2 separate regions of the Homo sapiens genome follow, and region 1 is linked to region 2. The links are chromatin loops, found by intact Hi-C in ENCODE. Cell type or tissue: CD4-positive, alpha-beta T cell. All regions are shown on one strand. Links, peaks and the distances in the headings refer to the core of each region. The heading gives the core; the rest is flanking DNA.

Region 1 (5,378 bases), core at 209-5,208, 1.0 Mb before region 2:
TTTCTCAGATTAGACTTGTCCATGTCCTTGAGATTAGATTTCAGTTATGGGTTCCCAGCTCAACTTCTTGTCAGTAATGTTGTGTCCTTCCCGGAGTATCATCACATCCAGAGGCACATGATGTCTCTCTTTTCCCCATTGGTGATAATAATTTTGATGTACTCAGTTAAGGGATTGTCCAGTTCTTCACACAATATAGTTACTTATTTTTTTTTCTTGTAACTAGTAAGCAGTCTGTGAGGAAAAACTGTTTTTGTTTTTTTACTTTTTTCTAATTAATGTCTTTGTAGGAAATTTAAAAATATACAGGTAAGCTAAAGTTAGGGAAAAATTGTCATAAACCTAGCGATAACCACATTTTAGTGTATGTTGGTTCATCTCTCTTCTTTATGTTATAATAATGATTACCAAAAAGGACTATACCTTAAATACTGTTTGGTAAATTGCTTCATTCATTTAGCAGTATATTATAAATATTTTTTTCATGTGTCATTAAGTATTACAGTATTTTAATGGCTGCATAGTTTTCCATTGTGTAGCAGTCACTTGCCTATAGATTGTTCTGTGATGTTCAGTTTAGCCTCACATTCCAGGTACAAGAGATCCTTAGTGGCTGTCCCCTAGGGGTTAGGGAATCTCTTAAACCCAGGAGCCTCCAAGCATGGAATCTTGATGTCTGTCTTATCCCATCAGCACTGCCATGTTGTTTTTCTGTTCTGCTGTTCCACACTAATATGCTATGTTCCTTTCTCTGACCATTCCTAGGTCCACAGTAGCACACTTTTGTCAAATATTTAAACCTATTTCTGATTCACTTGGGTTGTTTTCATGCTTTAACTGCTAATATTGTATCCAGATGTTGGTTTTCTTGTTTGTCTTATTGCAAATATAGGCTATAATGAGTTAAGTGAACTTTTATGGGGTAGTCTTCTGAGTAGAGCATCTGGCCAAAATACCTCATACCCACCAAAAACAAAAACACAAAATATTTGGAGAGCACAGTTTATCTTTTTATTTGGAACTTCTTTGCTATTACCTGAATTTCTAGTTAACCTATATTCGTATTTTGGGTCAGGTATCTTAGGAGATCTCAGCTCTTGTCTATTAGGATTACTTAGCAAATTATCTTAGTGAACTTTCTGTACAGGAGATAAAGCATAACCTTTAAATGCATTATTTTATAGATTTTTCTCCCTTTAATATTTAATCATTTGAAAGTCTCTCTTCTACAAGTTGTTTAGTTTCAAGCTGTTCAGGTATATGGAAATATAACCTTTCTGTATAGATGTGGGACAGTTTACAAATGAATCAGCCCATACTTTCATAGTTTAGTTCAAATGTGACAAAATTATATTTGGAAGACTTAGGTGTAGAATCTCTTTTTATTGACTGAAGGCAAAACAATTTTAACTTAAGTGAATGAAGTAACTTTGTTATTTTTAAACATTTTTTTGAGGCGGAGTCTCGCTGTCTCCCAAGGTGGAGTACAGTGGTGCAATCTCGGCTCACTGCAACCTCTGCCTCCCAGGTTCAAGCGATTCTCCTACCTCAGCCTCCCAAGAAGCTGGGATTACAGGCACGTGCCACCACACCCAGGTAATTTTTTGTGTTTTTAATGGAGACGGGGTTTCACCATGTTGGCCGGCTGGTCTCGAACTCCTGACCTCAGGTAATCCACCTGTCTCAGCTTTCCAAAGTGCTAGGATTACAGGCGTGAGCCCCTGTACCTGGCCTATTTTTAAACTTTTCTTTACACTTTGAGAAATAACGTCTGCTATTTTATAGATGATGATGTAATAGTGATACCCTGTCTCTAAAAAAATGTAAACAGTTAGCTGGGCATGGTGGTGCACACCTCAGCTACTCAGAAAGCTGAGGTGGTGGGAGGATTGCTTGACCCCAGGAATTGGAGGCTGCAGTGAGCTAAGATTGTGCCACATGCTCCAGCCTGCATGACAGAGCAAGACCCTGTCTCTTAAAAAAAAGGCTACTGTGATGTTGAGTCATGTTGAAAGATCTTGTCATTTATAACACAAAGAAAAGTAAATAAAATATTAAAGCATATATTTGGCATATTTAATGTGAACTTTTCTGTGTGCAAAGTATAGAAAGGTCTTTGAAGGACGTACTAAAAGAATAAACTCGTATCTCTGTCTTTTAGAACTTGTAGTACTTTTATAATATCGTATAAGCCTCTCTGTTATACTTCAACATTATTAAATACTATTGACTCCTGGCTAACACGGTGAAACCCCATCTCTACTAAAAATACAAAAAATTAGCCGGGCGTGGTGGCGGGCGCCTGTAGTCCCAGCTACTCAGGAGGCTGAGGCAGGAGAATGGTGTGAACCCGGGAGATGGAGCTTGCAGTGAGCCAAGATCCCGCCACTGCACTCCAGCCTGGGCGACAGAGCAAGACTCCGTCTCAAAAAAAAAAAAAATACTATTGACATGTACATTTGTAAATAGTTACGAAAAGTTTATATTCTTTAAGGTATGCTTTGCTATATTTTAAAATATGTAATGGATTTTAATGTGACCTTAATTTTCATGAAATACATGGGTGACAATTTATTTTAAAAGCAGAGAAGGCCAGGTGCAGTGGCTGACGCCTGTAATCCCAGCACTTTGGGAGGCCAAGGCCTGCAGATCACCTGAGGTTAAGAGTTCGAGACCAGCCTGGCCAACATGGTGAAACCCTGTCTCTACAGCCTGACCAACATGGTGAAACCCTGTCTCTACTAAAAATACCCAAAATTAGCTGGGTGTGGTGGCTTGTGCCTATAATCCCAGCTACTCAGGAGGCTGAGGCTGGAGAATTGCTTGAACCTGGGAGGCGGAGGTTGCAGTGAGCTGAGATCATGCCATTGCATGCCAGCCTGGGCAACAAGCAAAACTCTGTCTCAAAAAAAAAAATAAAAGGAGAGAAAATGTGATTCTTCATGCTTATAGTTTACAAATATTTTAATATTGTTCCTGGTCTGTATTACATTTTTTTAAGTAAAAGTAATAAATTGTATATTTTGATATGTAAAGTAAGTTAAAGATATAACTCCTTTACCTATTAAATTAAAATCTTTTTCTTAGCACTAGGGGGCACCCCTGATTTATAAATTCATGTTATACTTAATGTTGCCTAGAAAGTGGAATGAAATGTAATTATTTGAAAAATATTTTGCAAACTGAGTGCTATGTTCAAAGAGAATCTGGATTATCAGCTGGTTTTGTTGCATAGCAGTATAAATATAAGTTGATTCTTAATACTATAAGGATAATGAAGCTTATAGAATAAGATAGTTTAGATGGGAGGAAATTGTTTTGTAGTTTATTCATTTTCACGTTGATTTTCTAAGTAGGTGCGTTAAATGGTTTTAAAACTTCATGATTTTGAATATATTTCTGTTTTAAAAATCCTAGCACGATGTTCTGCTCTTAGCAGGTACCTAGGCTGTATCTGAATAAATTAAGATAAATTCAAGATGTGACTGAAGGCTGCTATCATTAGTAATAATTTTTAAGCATTTCAAAACCAAGAGCATGTTTTACTACTTCTAGGAAACAGATCTTAGCCATTCTCATTCATTGTGTTTGCAATTAGGATTTTTAGTAATGCCCAGCAACAATTGCTTCCCAAAGGTGTATTTCTAAGGTTTTGTCTTTTCTTTTTTATTTAAGAGACTCTGTTGAATTTAAGCTTTATGGGAATTAAGCAGATAGTAACATCTGCATCATCATTACATCATAGTAATAGCATATTTACCATGTGCCAACACTGTTTTAGGTGCTTTGTGTATATTATCTCATTTCGCTTCACCACAACTCTATGAAGTAGGTACTTATTATCCCTATTTTATAGATGAGAAAACTGAGTACAGAAAAGTTAAAATTTCCTGGGTTTACACAGAGGTAATGTGGTTCCAAAATTTGTGCTTTTAAATCACTATATCCTATATTGCTTCTCCAGAGAAAGGAAACTTAGCATTGAAGTAATTATTATTAACATTTAAAACTCAGCTTTTAAAGTGAATGTAGCATAGAGTACCTAATTTATAGACACTTACCATTTCTCTTATGAAAAACGTCATAGATCTTTAAAGTTGAAAAGGGATCTTAAAGTTCATTTACCACTGTCATTTTACAAAGAGGAAGAAATTCTGTCCTAGAGGTAAAGTTACCTACTCAGTTTATATGACAGGTTATTTATGGAAAGGTATTAGAACTTCAAGTAAGTACTCTGACTTCCAGTAAAGTGGAAAATCTGTGTTGTGAAAAGAATATTTGACTAGAATTTTGATGGCTTGAAACTTGTTCTTGGCTCCTTATTTACCATCCTGTGTCCTCAGAAGCTCTGTGTTTGTTTGTTATGTGGGTATATCTTCCCTAATTAGTGTTATTGGTAGTTGTGCAAATCAACATAATGTATTAAAGATATTTAATAAACTTTAAAGTCCTATACAAATAAACATAGTGTATATTATGGTACAGTAAAGCCACCATATCCATGGGTTCTACATCTGGATTCAAACAAATCTGAGTTGAAAATACTTGGGGCAAAAAAAAAAAAAAAAGGATGGTTGCATCTGTACTGAACATGTACAGACTTTTCCTTGCTATAATTCCCTAAAAAATACAATATAACAACAATTTACGTAGCATTGGCACTGTATTAAGTATTATGAGTAATCCGGAGATGATTTAAAGTATACAAGAGGATGTGTATAGGTGATATGCAAATACTGCACCATTATATAAGGGCCTTAAGCATCGGTGGATTTTGGTATCTATAGTAGATCCTGGAACAAATCCCCCATGGATACTGAGAGATGATTGTATTTTTATGACATGTAGTTCATAATATTTTAAGTATTTGTGATATGTTGGTAATCTAGATCACTAGCTGTGATAAGCTTATTCAGTATTGTTGATTTACAGGTGTCATTTGGATCGCTAAAAATTTATTGTGTTGTGGTATGTGTTACTTTGCCACCTGTGTTTTTACACATTTTATTTACTTTAAGAAAGTTGTACATTTGATTTTTTTCCCTCGCAATACCCACTTAGCGAAAAGTTATGCTTTTGCTTTGCTTATGAAGAACATAACAATAACATCTATTGAATACTGTTTATTTGGTGTTCTGATTGTTTGAAAAGAGCATACAAGATTGTCCTCAGTTTGGATTTAGCGACTGAGCTAAGATAATAAATAGAGTTTAGTGAAGTTGAAATTTTTGTTTCTTGGCATGGTGGTAGGCATAGAGTTGTTTTCTTGAACTTCGAGGAAGACATTTGCTTAACTTTTTTTTTTTTTTACAGGAATAATGTATTTGTGGCCTTGGACATGAGGCAGTCAGTCCTCTGTTGCTGTTAACATAAGGTCA
Region 2 (5,378 bases), core at 258-5,257:
GGCCAAGGCAGGAGGGTCACTTAGGGTCAAGAGTTTGAGACCAGCCTGGCCAATGTGGTGAAACTCTATCTCTACTAAAAACACAAAATAGCTGGGCACGGTGGCATGTGCCTGTAGTACCAGCTACTTGGGAGGCTGAGGCGGGAGAATAGCTTGAACCCGGGAGGCCGAGGTTGCAGTGGCACTCCACCCTGAGTGACAGAGCAAGACTGTGTCTCAGAAAAAAAAAAAAAGAAAGGTCAACACTGTCCTGGGTTAGACTGATTGGTTAAATGAATAAACAAATGAAACAATGTAAAGAGACCCCCAAAAATTAGCCTACCCTGGATTCCTGGATGTCTCGGGAGGGCCCTGCCTCCCCCTCCACCATCAGCGCAGCAGCCTGAACTTGCTCATCTGGCTGTCCAGTCACCATCTTTGGCCTGATAGAAGTCAGGATATTGGAGTAGGGGAAGGAAGTGTGCAGCCCGGGCACTGGGAAAAATAGGCCCGGGAAACCGTGGGAAAGGGGCTGGGAAAGAGGTATGTTAAGAGCAGGGTCAGTCATGCAGGCAACAAGGACACATCCACTGAGCACAGATCCAGATCCTCCAGTGGAGCAGGAGAAAGCCAGCCGAGCGCCCTGCCCCACTCGCCGTCACCTCCCAGACATGTGCCCAGCATCCTGCCGCTGCCCTGGGCACAGGCTTCCAGCAGCAGCACAGAGGGAAGGAGACAAAGCTGGGATAGGTGTAACCTTACAGGTCTGTCCTCAGGTTCTTAGGCTGGGGCCTCGGAAACCAAGGCAGCTGTGGAGGTTTACCTCAAGAAGCAAACCCCTGGAGAGACTTCCACTCTAGAAGCTGGGGTCACAACTGGGGGCCAGCAGGAGCCTGTCTGTCCTCAGCCTCCCTGTCCAGCTCTCATGAGCCTTTCCTTCTCTTCTCTGGCAGGGACTGATGCCCTTGGCCAGACGCACCCCCAACTGCTGTCTGCTCAGGTGTAGCCCGCGTGACTGAGTCACCGCTGCTCCAGCTGTTTCACGTAAGTGTAAGGCACGGGCCACTCCCTTTTCCTCTGGGAGAGGGTGTCTGGGCCACCAGTGGGGAAGGAGCTTCAGCAAGTCCTGGTCACAGAGGGAAGGCCCTTAGGATTCTTTAGTGGACAGCAGGTTTGTCCTCTTTGGCTACCCCCATTCCCTGACTTGGCCACCACTGAGTCATTCTGCCCTAGACCTGCTGAGACCTGGGTGGGAACATAGGGACCTCTTTCTCCTGTCCTCAGGACACCTCAGGAGGCAGCTGGTGTGTTAGAAACTCCACAGCACTGGCCCGTGGGCCCTGACTCAGGCACTTGTTATCCTATGACTTTAGGCAAATGACTTAATGGTCTCGCTTCTCCTCCAGCATTGCTGGGGCTTTTGTAAGATTCAAGAATGTATTCGTTATCTTTTGCTGCGTCACAAACTACCACAAACTCAGCAGCTTAAAACAACACACAGTGATTATCAGTTTCTGTGGGTCAGGAGTCCAGACATGGCTGGTTGACCCGCTGCCTCAAGGTCTCAGCTGGGGTTGTCAATTCATCCCAAAGGTCAACTGGAGAAGGATCCACTTCATCTCTCATGTATGTGGCTGTTCAGTTCCTTTTGGGAGGCTGGATTGAGGGCCTCAGTCCCCAGCCAGGAATTGGCCAGAGGCCACCCTAGGTTTCTTCCCCAACATGGCAACTTTCAGTATCAAAACTATCAGAGAGAATGGCTAGCAAGAGAATAGTCTGAATCTTATATAATCTATTCACAGAAGTGACATCCCATTACCCATGCTGTTTTCGATTGGTTAAAGCAAGTTACAGGCCACACCCATACTCAGGGGAGGGGAGTACACAAGGGCATGACTGCCAGGAGGCAGTGACCACTTGGGCCATCTCAGAGCCTGCCTGCCATAAGAGAGCATAAATGGAGCACTTTGTAAACTGTAGGCTGCTGTTTGGGTGTAAGGAGATATTGCCAGCATTTGCATCTAGTTGCAAAGAGACAATGAGCCCTCCTGAAATCATAGAGAGCCACTGAATGTGGGAATTTAAATGCTAAACTGTACCATTAGTACAGAAATTAGCCAGCCGTGGTAGCACATGCCTTTGGTCCCAGCTACTTGGGAGGCTGAGGTGGGAGGATCGCTTGGGCCCTGGAAGTTGAGGCTGCAGTGAGCCGAGATTGCAGCACTACACTCCATCCTGGGTGACAGAGCAAGACCCTGTCTCAAAAAAAAATTTTTTTTTTCCATTAGTACTGGGGCTTCAGGGAAACTGGTTGAGAGCTGATTAGTTCATCTCATACCCTGTACATGTCCCTTCCTGGCTTATGATTTTAAGGCCAGACCTAAACAGCCACAACATGTCGAGGCCCCCCAAAACCATGTTTGTGGGGTCTTTTCTAGTTCACAAAGAGCTCTCACACCCATCCCCCTCTTTCCTCACAGTCACACTTGAGAATTCAGAGGAAGAGAGGCAAGCCTTGGTTACGATTCCTCGCAATCCTACTGGCAAGGGAGACGTGAGAGGAATGTGAGAGCTGAGCGTTTTGTTCATCTTTGCTTTACAAGTGAGAAAGAAGGTCATTTTCCAATATGGGGTAGCTGCTCAGTGGCACAGGTGATCCTCGAACCTGGGCCTTGAGAACCCCAGCTCTGCCCACACTGCCATGCCCCCGATGTCCAGGCCATTGCCGTGCACAGCCTGCGTGGTCCTGAAAGAGGGGTGGTCCAGCACAGGGGCAGGGAGGAGGGAGGGCACTGTTCTTATACAGCTTCTCCATAATTCCCTGTCTCCTAAAATAGGCTTGGCACATCCTGGAACACTAGTCCAAGCCTGTCTGTGGGGTGGATCACTGCTGCCTCCCCAGCTTCAGGTCACTCCTAGACCTCTCTGTCCATAAGCAGCCCTCAGCGACGAATATGCAGGGAAGTGGTGAGGGGATGAAGTGGTGCTGTAGTGAAAGTGCCTAAGCCTTCCCCACGCTGAGATTCATCTGACCCCGCCTCCAGATGCCCCAAGAAACCCCTGAAGCATGGCCCGCCATGCACCTGGGCAAAATCAAAGTGGTCTCGAACAGTGACGCTCAAGTCTGCAGATGGGATTGAGCTGAGAGGTACAGCTTGCTGCCCCCTGGTGGTCTGTCAGAGTCATAACTGCCAGGGCTGTGACAAGCTAAACAGTGAGCTTTTATTAAGTACCCGGTATGTGTCAGGCATGGTGTATAAGGCTGCAGGGGATAGGAGACCGTGTAAGACACAACCCTTGATCCCAGAGGACTTATAATATAGTGGAGGAGTCAAGATGTTCCCACATGAAAAGTTGACTCTCATCCCACCAAGCGGGATTTGAAGAGCAAACCATGAAGGGCATTGCAATAGGAGCCCAGAAGTGAGAGAGCTTCAGGGCTGGGGCAGTCAGGGGAGGCTTCTCAGAACCTTGAAGGATGGGCAGGATTTAAACAGATGGAAAAAGAAAGGCCACACGCTCCCCTGTCAAAAGCCCCGTCAGGAAACCCCCAGGGTCTCCAAGAGAGTTCATCTGGATTCCTTGACCGGGTTGCAGCCTCTGCAGCTGCATGCCTGCCCTGGCCTGTCCCAGCCTCGCCAGATCCCTCGCAGTTCCTGGAACTGTTTTCTCACACCCCTGGACTGTTCATTCTGCCCTCCCCACCTTGTCTACTGGATAAGCTTTCACTCAGCTTTTAGGATTCAGCTCAATACAACACCTGCAGTGGAGCATCTCCCCTCAGTCAGTAGCTGCCCCACTCTAGGTTCCGCAACTCTAGTCTGCAATTCTGTGGCTGCGAGTCTCACACTGTATCCTAAGGTTTGCCCCGTATCTTTTCATCACTAGGCAATAAGCTGCTTAAGAACTGTAGGACTATGGCTCACACTTGTAATCCCAGCACTTTGGGAGGCCAAGGCGGGTGGATCACCCACCTTGGTGGGTGGTCAGGAGTTTGAGACCAGCCTGGCCAACATGGTGAAGCCCCGTTTCTACTGAAAATACAAAAATTAGCCCGGTGTGGGGTTGCACGTCTATAATCCCAGCTACTCGGGAGGCTGAGGCACGAGAATCACTGGAACCCAGCAGGCAGAGGTTGCAGTGAGCCAAGATTGTGCCACTGCACTCCAGACTGAGGGACAGAGTGAGACTCTGTCTCCAAAAAAAAGAACAGTGGGACTGCATGATGGGGCAGTGGATCACGTAAGCGGAAGAAAGGGAGGTGAGGAGGGAAAGATAAATAGGGTAAGTGTGCAGGAACGTGGGGGATGGCAATGTCTTTGAAGCTGTCTCTAAAAGTTTATGGGCAGATAAATGTATCCTGCAGGCAATGTGGTGCATGAGAGTCACAGAAAGGCCCAGGGGTATGAAGGAAGGCTTAACAGCTGGTGGCAGGAAGGGTACTCAGAGACAAAACTGGGAAGGTTTGTTAGGAAACCATTGTGCCAGTGCAGCTTGAGAGGTGATGAGTCTTCACTGGTGTGGGGGACAGAAGACTGGGGTAGCCAAAGAAGAATTTGAGGAGTTTAAATTCTGGGCAGCTAGGGGAACGTCCCATGGGCTTGTCAAACTCTAATGTGCAACCTACTCAATTGGGACCTTGTTAAAATGCAAACTCTGACTCATTAGGCCTGTGGGGGGCCTGAGATGCTATCTTTCTAATGGTGCTCCCAGGTGATGCCCACGCTGCTGGTCCACAGAGCGGGAGTGGATTTGGAGCCACACTGCCGGGCAGGTGCAGCCCTCTAAGAGGACAGTGGTGGACATGTGATATCTTTGGGTAAAGAGATAAAGGCACCCCCTTTTACCTGGTGAACACACCAGGGTGCATAGCTTTGTGAGCACAGTGCAGTTGGGTTCTAGCCCCCACTTGCCCTTTGAGTAATAAACAATTTGCAAAGCCCTTCGGGACAGCTCTGGTGGAGCCACCAACAGAGCCTCCAGACAGGTCGGAGGAGAGGAGTCCATTTGGAGAGCAGGGTGGTGACTTTAACCTGTCATAACTGAGTTTGAGATGACCACTGGGACATCCACTGAAATGTCTATCTACTAGCAGCTGGAGACCCAGCTGGAGACCTGGACTTGGGGTCTGTGGGCTCACTGATGATATGCCACACAGCGAAGAAAGCAAAATGAGGGTTGTCTGGGAATCATCTAACCCTTCTGGCCTTTTTCAGTGAGTAACTCTCTTCTTCCAACATCTCTGTCCTTTCTGTTGTCTTGCAGGTCGCCGTTCCCTTTACTGAATGTAAGTGATCGTAGTCATTTTTCCATCTCCAAGATGCCAACTTCCCATTCCCCACCCTCCTGCCCCTTGGTCCCAATGCACCTGGGAGGCTCAGAAATCCCCATTCACTGAC

What was found. Hi-C counts contacts between places; a loop is a spot of excess contacts. Peaks named below come from ENCODE experiments on the same cell type or tissue, not always from the same donor. Only the 100,000 strongest peaks of a DNase experiment are listed, where the experiment ranks them.
Region 1: it touches region 2 in a loop (10-fold over the local background); 4 of 110 quality-filtered maps call a loop at or near these places.

What each region holds. Positions count from the first base shown.
Region 1 is chr1:178,771,369-178,776,746 of GRCh38, forward strand. RALGPS2 (Ral GEF with PH domain and SH3 binding motif 2) reads left to right here. Exons shown (of 20, transcript NM_152663.5): 2 at 5,314-5,378. Among named protein-coding and RNA genes, the nearest start is that of RALGPS2-AS1, 48 kb to the left of the region's middle. In CD4-positive, alpha-beta T cell, for the core only: CTCF peaks have their summits at 3,108 (motif pointing right), 3,313 and 3,521; no DNase peak of the experiment used is centred there.
Region 2 is chr1:179,806,866-179,812,243 of GRCh38, forward strand. It overlaps FAM163A (family with sequence similarity 163 member A), which reads left to right. Exons shown (of 5, transcript NM_173509.3): 2 at 933-1,023; 3 at 5,245-5,266. Among named protein-coding and RNA genes, the nearest start is that of MIR12116, 5.6 kb to the left of the region's middle. In CD4-positive, alpha-beta T cell, for the core only: CTCF peaks have their summits at 3,130 (motif pointing left) and 3,329; a DNase peak (open chromatin) is centred at 3,116.